Linked DNA regions of Mus musculus: region 1 is linked to region 2. The links are chromatin contacts, found by Hi-C or POLR2A ChIA-PET in ENCODE. All regions are on one chromosome and are shown on one strand. Each heading gives the region's core, a stretch centred on a gene start or an enhancer-like site at or near the end of the contact. The rest is flanking DNA. Distances are from core to core; before and after follow the strand shown. Region 1 holds the start of Gckr (glucokinase regulatory protein). Region 2 holds the start of Zfp512 (zinc finger protein 512).

Region 1 (4,118 bases), core at 303-2,802, 150 kb before region 2:
GCCCCTATCCCTTCCTTCACCCTCCCTGCTCTAGCCGATTAACTGACTAGAGCCACCAGGACAGGCTCAGGTGTGAGGGTCTTGTGCACCTGAGAAAGCACCTCCTTCCCCGCATGAAATTAGCCAAGTTAGGAAGAGGCATTCCATCTCCGAATGCAGGAGGGGGCCACGAGCAGAGGATGATGGAGATAATTATTGTTTTAACAACCTCTTGGAGACTGCGTCAGCTTTTAAGTCTCTTTTCCATTCATGATCTGATTTGATTCCATTCGCTTTCTCATTCACTCTTTCGTTTATTCAGCAAATATTTACTGATCATCTTCTATGTGCCTGGCATCATTATAAGAACTAGAAAGGATTAAAAAGAGGGCTGGGCATATAAGAGCAATTTAAAAGCAGATCTCTCTCTCTCTCCCCCCCCCCCCCCCCCCGTGGGTGTGAGTGTAACACATTCCTTTGAGAGAAATCGGTTAACCCACACCTCAGGTTTTCTACCCTTAAAGCATAGAAACATGAAACAATTGTTAGAATATCAATAGTGTCAAACACTGGACAAGGGTCTTTTTTTTTTTTTTTTTTTTTTTTTTTTTTCCAAGACAGGGTTTCTCTGTGTAGCCCTGGCTGTCCTGGAACTCACTCTGTAGACCAGACTGGCTTCAAACTCAGAAATCCACCTGCCTCTGTCTCCCGAGTGCTGGAATTAAAGGGGTGCATCACCACTGCCCGGCAACAAGAGTCTTTAAAAACCTTCTGTCACTGTATGAATAAGTATTATTCAACAACTTGTTAGTTGTTGCATTCATTCAGTAAACATGTAGACATGTTAGGTCCTTAAATTATTTCATATGTTAGCTGAGTATGAAATCTGTGTGATCCTAAATAGCCAACCACTTGTCTGAGGCTGTTTCCTCATCTAAAAACAATGCCAACAATGGCTTCTATGTATCTATGTGTCCATGTGTCCATGTATCCAATGATGTCTGCCATTTGGGAGAAAGTGGGTCAGGAGAAATAGAGACTGTGGTATTTAGGGCAATTTCTTGGTCCTCGTTGTTCTTAGCAGTATTTCTATTTCTGTGACATCTCCTCTGTGATATCCAGTTCAGTGTTCGCACACCTGGGGTCCAGAAGCGTCTATTGCTTTTCTTTCAGAGAGGAGCAGATAAAATGAGCCAGTGGGGCAGGGAAGGACTGCATGCTGACATGTGATCAAGCCATGACCTGAGTCCTCTGACTTCTACTGACCCTGATCTCTGGCCTTTGGAGGCATTTGGGCCACAGATTTGTTCAGGGATTCTTTCTGACCTGGGTGTTCTGCAAGGGCAAAAGCAAAGAACGTCTGGTCCTCTTCTCCAAGGGCAGAGGCTGGCAAGCCAGAGTATACGCAAAGAGGACCCTCAGGAGCTCCTGTGAGGGCTGGAAGCCCCGGCGACAGGAACGGGTGTTGAAGAGAGGGGCGTAGGGGGTGGTGTTTTGAGAGGCAGGGTTCTTAGGTTAATCATCTCCATGGCTCAGATAAGACCCTGCCAACTGGAAGCAAATTATTGGGGCCAGAACAGATTGCGTGAGTGCAGAGGCAGGCGGGTTGGAGAGTCTGCAGTGTGGGACCATGCCAAGCACCAAGCGGTATCAGCATGTGATCGAGACCCCTGAGCCTGGGGAATGGGAGGTAAGGTTCTTTCTCCATTTCAGCCTTCTCTTCTGATTCCTAAAATACTGTTAAGTTTGGACTGGCCTCAGCTCTGGACTTCTACTCCCTCTTCTATTTTTTTTTTTTTTTCTTTTGCTACACGGTCTAGCCCAGGCTGGCCTCAAACTTGCTATGTATCTGAGGATAGCCTTGAACTCCTGATCCCTTTGTTGCAGCTTCACTTTCCAAATGCCTGAATTGCAGGCACACTTACCATGATAGGCACCTTTCCCCTTACCTTTCCTTATGATCTTCCTTTCCTAATAGGCTCAGAACATCACATGAAGACTAAGTTTTTAGTATGTGAATGGTGTGTGCCTTATGTGTGCATGTATGTGCACAAGTCGGTGTGTGTGAAGTATGTGAATCTAAGCCAAACACTGGGCCTCCTGCCACTCCCACCTCCAGTCCAGCAGGCATAAGGCAGACTTTGGCTTTCTGTCCCTACCCTTGTGTGTCTCTAGTTGTCAGGGTATGAAGCAGCTGTGCCAATCACAGAGAAGTCCAACCCACTGACCCGGAACTTGGACAAAGCAGATGCAGAGAAAATTGTTCAACTGCTGGGGCAGTGTGATGCTGAGATATTCCAGGAGGAGGGGCAAATCATGCCCACCTACCAGGTGACCCACAGTCAAATCTCAGACACTGCAAATAAAGATGTCAAGTCGGCCACACTTCCACCTCTACCCTCCTGATACAGGAAATCCTGATCCCTCTCCTTCAATCTCAATCCATCATCTTCCATTTCTTCCTCCCCTCCCCATTCCCATTTTTAAAATTTATTTATCTGTTTTGTGATGTGGAAGGATTTGTTCCATGAGGAAATGTGTGGAAGTCAGAGGACAACTTTTGGGAATCAGTCTGTCCTTTCACCATGTGGGTCCCTGGGATTAAACTCAGATCATCAGACTTGGCCACAATCCTCTTAACTCACTGAGTCATCTCACTGCCTTTCTCTCACCTCTACCCCCCCACCCCATTTCTCCATCCTGATTCCTGTCCACTCTCTACAGCGACTGTACAGTGAGTCAGTTCTGACCACCATGTTGCAAGTGGCTGGCAAGGTCCAGGAAGTGCTGAAGGTACAAATTCCCCACCTGCTTCTCATCCATCCAAACACTTCTGTTCCCTCCAACTTCCTCCTTCCCGGGTCTCCACTTCTTGTTTTTATAAATCTCAGTTCTTTATTCTTTTAGTCTTCCCTTTGGATATTTTTTGTTGTTTTAGTCACTGATAATAGTTATGACAGCTACCAGATGGATACTACTTTATCAGCAGCAGTGCATTTCCTTTGAAAATATTATTATTTTTTAAATGTTTATGGCTGTTTTGGCTGCATGTATGTCTGTGTACCACGTGTGTACCTGGTGCCCTTGGAAGGCAGGAAAGGATCACAGATGATTGTGAGCTGCCATGGGGTCCTCTGAAAGGGCAGCCAGTGTGTTCATGGCGGAGCCATCTCTCCATCCTCAGCAATGCACTTCCACACTCTGTACATCCACAAAACCCAGTAAAGTTGGTATTATTATCTTTTTTTTTTTTTAAGTTCTCTTTCCAGACCAGAAAACAAAGAAAGGCTGATTGTAGTCACTTGCTTGGATGTACCCAGCTAATAACTGCTGGCTGGCACCACTGCTTTGATTATTTACTTTTAGTTAGTTGACAAAGCTGCTCTCAAATCCCTTCTGGAATTTTAATGAATAGCTTAGTCAGAGAGGATAGTCAAGAGGATTTCTTTCTCCAGATTACTGTTCTTTTTGCTACCTCACCTGGCCTATGCTCGCCTCCATTTTATGATGATGAGAAGAAGAAGGTGTTCCAAGTCTCCCTCTGACCTGGGCTTCTTTCCATCCTCAGGAGCCAGATGGGGGCCTGGTGGTGCTGAGTGGAGGGGGCACCTCTGGTCGTATGGCATTCCTTATGTCTGTGAGTACCTTAATTCCTGGCTTCTCCCTTCTCCTCCTGGGGATAGCCCCCAGAACGAAAAGGCTCATCTGAAATAAGGTCTCTCAATAGATGTATTCTCTCCCCACTTCCTCTCCAAAACCTGGAGCTCAGGATGGAGTCAGATTTCTCTGGCCCCACTAGAGCCCCGGCACTCTCTTGTTAACATCCTCACATCTTGTGCATCACTACGTAATCATTTCCAAGTTGCATCTTTAAGTGGCGGACTCCAAACAAGTTAGGGTTAAGCATTGGCCTAAGAAGACCATTATGCACCTTGATCCTCTAGGACCTGAGAACCCGTGTTATGTCCTTTTTAATCACTCTGTCGGCATATTCCCTCCCCCTGGACAGGTGTCTTTCAACCAGCTGATGAAAGGTCTGGGACAAAAACCTCTTTACACATACCTCATTGCAGGGGGTGACAGGTAAGTTACCCCGACCTGTACTCGTGGCCTGAATGTTTTTTTGTTTGTTTGTTTGT
Region 2 (4,146 bases), core at 996-3,495:
TATTAAATCCCAAACCACTGGTTCTGATTGTAAAATCTGAAGAAGTGGCATCAGAACTCACCATGAGATCAAGCATTAAAATAAAGGAGTGTTTGAATTTACACCCAAGACCACATCTTCAAGGACTGGTAAAACTTGCAGGGTTAACTCCAAAGGCCCATATTCAAGTGACTTCTGCAGTTTTAATATTTCAGCAAACATCTCCCCTTAAGGATCCTACATTGTTAACTCATGAACATAGGCTTCAGGCTGAAAAATCTCTAGGCCTCACACCAGAATCTCGTAAATTAATGAAAATGGAGGGTTCAAATCAGAGTAAAGACTCAGAGATGATCACATCAGTACAGTTACAGGCAGAGAACTCCTTATCTTGTTTCATACACAGCCCTTCAGCCCCATTTCTTTCAAGCGTTGATAAAACAACCCAATTAGGGCACCTTCAGGGTTCTGTGGCGCCTGAAGTTTCAAGAGTTTTTGGTATGGAAAACCTTGGTTTGGGAATTTTGCAGTCTTCAAAGTCCTACACAGACACTATTATAATAAAATCTTCAGTTCGTCCCTTGGTCCTTCCAAATCTACCCTCTGATAAGACAGGAGACACCAAGGGAAACCCATATCCTGAGATCTGGAATATTAATGTCTTATCTAAGAAAGGAATTGAAAAGGGCCAAATGGAGGAATTCCAGAGGTATTCTTCATATTCATTCAAACTACTAACAGAGGAGTTTCAGGCTGGATTAGGGGCTCGAAGAAGCTCTATCGGTTCTTTCCTGGGCATACAACAGAATGTCTGGGAAAGTCATGTCTGTAGGCAGCGACTACCTAGGAAATACCTCTCCAGTATGCTAATGCTGGGGAATGTCATGGGAACCACTATGGAAAGGAAGCCTTGTTTTCAGTCATTTGTAACAGAAGGCTCCACTATGGACATCTACCAATCTATTCTTAATTTTTGGGGTTCCAGCTGAACTAATGGTATTTTCTCAAAGCCTGCTAGAAAGGGTTTCAAGGACTGTTTCTCAGACTTCAGTGGTTAAAAACTATATTCAGAGACATATTTTATGTCACAGTAATGAGAAAAGAATGCCTTTAACGATGTCAACACTCTGCTCAACATCTTCCATAATCCAGCAATACTCTGGTAGTAGATTGGGAGTCAAGAAAACTAGTTCAAAGTTCAGCGACATATTCCAGGAAGTCACTGAGCATGTGTCTGTCTCTTGTACCGGGGCTGAGTTTACTTCCTTGATGAAATCAGAGTCATTAAAGTCCCTCCCAGAGAAACAGTCTTAGTTCCTCTGTAAGAACTTATCATAGCTCTTTGATAGAAGACATAACAGTCTCTTTAAGGGGAGAGGCCACAGTTCCTCAAGGAGAAGTCCTCAAAATCCCTCAGGGAGTAGCTTTCCAAGTCCTTCAGGGAAGAGCCCTAGAAGTCACTTGAGGTGGAGCCCTTGTAGTCCCTCAGGAAGGAACCTTCACAGTCCCTCAGGGAGAAGCCCTTGTAGACTTCTAGAGAGAAGAGGGCACATTCCTTCTGTGAAGAAGAGTCTACACAGTCTTTCAGGGAGGAGTCAGCAGACTCTCTATTCTCTGAGATGCCTCAGTCCCTCAAAAACGAGCCATCTCAGTCTCTCGTGGACGTCACTGGGCAGTCATTCAGAAAGGAGCCATGGTAATTTCTCTGAAAGATCCTTTTCCGTTCCCTCTGGTTGGAAAGGACATAGTTCTGGATCAAGCCCACTTCTTCTAAGAACAGGCATTGTTCCAGACTCATCCGCTGGAGAGATCCAGATGTAACTTGGCTAAAGTGTTCATGTCTTTCAGGGACCGCACCAAAAAAAAAAAAAAAAAAAAAAATCCAAAAGCTAGACAAGTTTGGAGGCCAGAAGTTAGTGGATAAGGAGAGTTCTGTCCCTCACCTGAGCAAAGAAAGAGATATCTGGGAGGGAAGGAGAAGAGAATGGGTCTTTAATTTAAGATCAATAAAGGGGCGATTTGAATTTCGTTTGCATCTGTAAAACCACTTGTGGGATGGGTGGGAGTAGGTGTGCAAACGCTAGTTCGGGAGGACCCCTTAAATATTCAGACTCCTCCCATTTGCTCCAACCTTCACGCCCCAAAGGCCTGCCTACTCCCTTGTTGCTATGGGGGCGGGGTCTCAATGGAAGCCGAAGAAGAGTTATCACGTGACTCCTTTCCCGCCGCAGCCCCCTCGGAAGCAGCTAGGCGGAAGTAGGTGTTCAGAACAGGGTTAGTCGCCGCTGAGACCACATCCGGGAGAGGCGAGGAGAGCGGAAGTGGCGTTGGTCTGTCCGGAGCCCTTGGGTGAAATTGTTAGGCGTGGAGGGGGAGTGATGTCTTCCAGACTCGGTGCAGTCACCGCCGTGAGTTTCTTGGTGTGACCATTATACTTTAGAAATAGAACTGTCGAGCTGAGAACACGCGGTCCTTTGCTTTTGTTTTGTACTCAGAGTTGTTTTTTTTTTTTTTTTCCGGAGCCAATCCTAGGCCCCACCCTTTTATATCAGATCCACTTACCGCCTTTTTTCTTCCCATTTTTATTTTTATTGCTTAGTCCTCGTATCCTTGGACTGAGTTCCTCGACACATTGTAATTATTTATATTCCTTCAGCATCCCCAGTGCCTCCCGTTTCTTTTAATATATATATGATACATATGTATATATCATATATATATTTTTTTTTTCCTCGTCTTTTCTTTTCAAGCCTCTATCTAGGATAGGGTTTTGAGAATGGACAAAGATGAAAACTCTGGTATTGTCAACCCGTCTTTACATTGTGAATAAATAGAATGGCACAGGTTTCCTAAAAAGTGTCTCCTTCAGTCCATTTGAAGTAGTTGCTCGGGACAGCTTCACATCTAGGCACAAGGGGGATTCATCTCTTTGCGGATGAGCTTCAAAGGTCCCTAGCACTCACTCCTGTGCTTGTGATTTGCTAGACCCCGGGACCCACATCCCTTAAGCAGCAGAGGAGCACCAGGATCGTGGGAGCTAAGAAGTAAGTGAGGTTTTCTGAGGACATTTTTGTAATGGTGTAGACAGTGCTGCTAAAGATGTTCTGTGTCTGCACTGTGGAGCATCATAGCCACCAGACAGGTATGGCTTTGGGGCACTTGAGATGTGGCTAGTACAATTGAAGAACCGAATTACAAATTCTATTTCATTTTAATGGACTAAAACTTCAATAACCATCTGTAGGTAGTAGCTACGGGATTGGACAGTGCAGATAAAATCCTAGTGTGGGGGAAAGAAAACCTGGCTTGCAATAAAGATGCAGTCTAATAAAAATGGAGTGTGTGTTTCAGTTAGTGGTATTCCTGCGTGGCCTCTGCCCCCCATATCAAATATGTGCTCATAATTAATTTGATGGACTGGGGAGGGAAATAAAAACAGCTATAAGCAATCTTTACATTTCTAAGCTACTTGGTTGCAGCCCTGATTTATTGTTTTGTGTAATGAATGTGCTAAGTTTTGCCATGGCTAACACAAAAGAAAGATTTTATTAACTTGGACCTCCGGGGTGAGTTCATTCACTTAGATAACACTTACGGGATGTCTGCTCTGAACAAGCTGTGTAGTAGGTTGGGCACCCAGGCATGACAACAGAGCTGTCTGTTCAACAGATGAATTGGGTAATCACGGCAATACAATACAGTATAATAGGAAAAAACTGTTTTTTTGTGGTAGGGGCTCACTATCTGGAAATTCCCTGTGACACTTGGCTTGGCCTGTAACTTGTAGTCCTCAGGCATCTGTCTCCTGAGTGCTGGGATCACAGGCCTGGGCCACCACACACTTGTATTTTTGTTTGAGATGGGGTTTCACTATGTAGCCCAGGCTGACCAGGAGCTTACTGTGTCGGCCAGGGTGGACTTTAACTTTTGCAGTTTCTGCCCTCAGCCTTCCCAGTACCGGGATCACAGGCATGTGCTACGCTTTTAATTTGTGCAACTGCTAGTAAATATTCCTATAGTGGAATTTAATGCCACTTTTGGGAAGCAAAGGGATGATTTCAGTATTACCAGAATAGTCCACGCAAAGACAGAGGCTTGAAGGTCGAAGAATAATTCAGTTAGAGACTGAGCAGTCCCACCCTCCTGTCCCATGAAGTCAGTGTTTGA

Evidence for each region. A loop is a pair of places that touch in the nucleus more often than their neighbours do. ChIA-PET counts read pairs that join two places held with the same protein, here RNA polymerase II (POLR2A).
Region 1: a loop to region 2 is called in a map of left cerebral cortex, with 3 times the contacts of the local background. The contact joins the promoter of Gckr here to the promoter of Zfp512 in region 2. A Hi-C loop is called at or near these places in 6 of 37 maps with a recorded cell type or tissue (heart and left cerebral cortex). POLR2A ChIA-PET finds 5 or more read pairs at or near these places in 1 of 5 experiments (embryonic stem cell).

Annotation. Positions count from the first base shown.
Region 1 is chr5:31,296,011-31,300,128 of GRCm38, forward strand. It overlaps Gckr (glucokinase regulatory protein), which reads left to right and starts at 1,553. Exons shown (of 19, transcript NM_001374741.1): 1 at 1,553-1,669; 2 at 2,155-2,310; 3 at 2,704-2,772; 4 at 3,548-3,616; 5 at 3,989-4,062. The coding sequence starts at 1,610.
Region 2 is chr5:31,450,191-31,454,336 of GRCm38, forward strand. Zfp512 (zinc finger protein 512) reads left to right here and starts at 2,246. Exons shown (of 14, transcript NM_172993.3): 1 at 2,246-2,387; 2 at 2,965-3,023. The coding sequence starts at 2,358.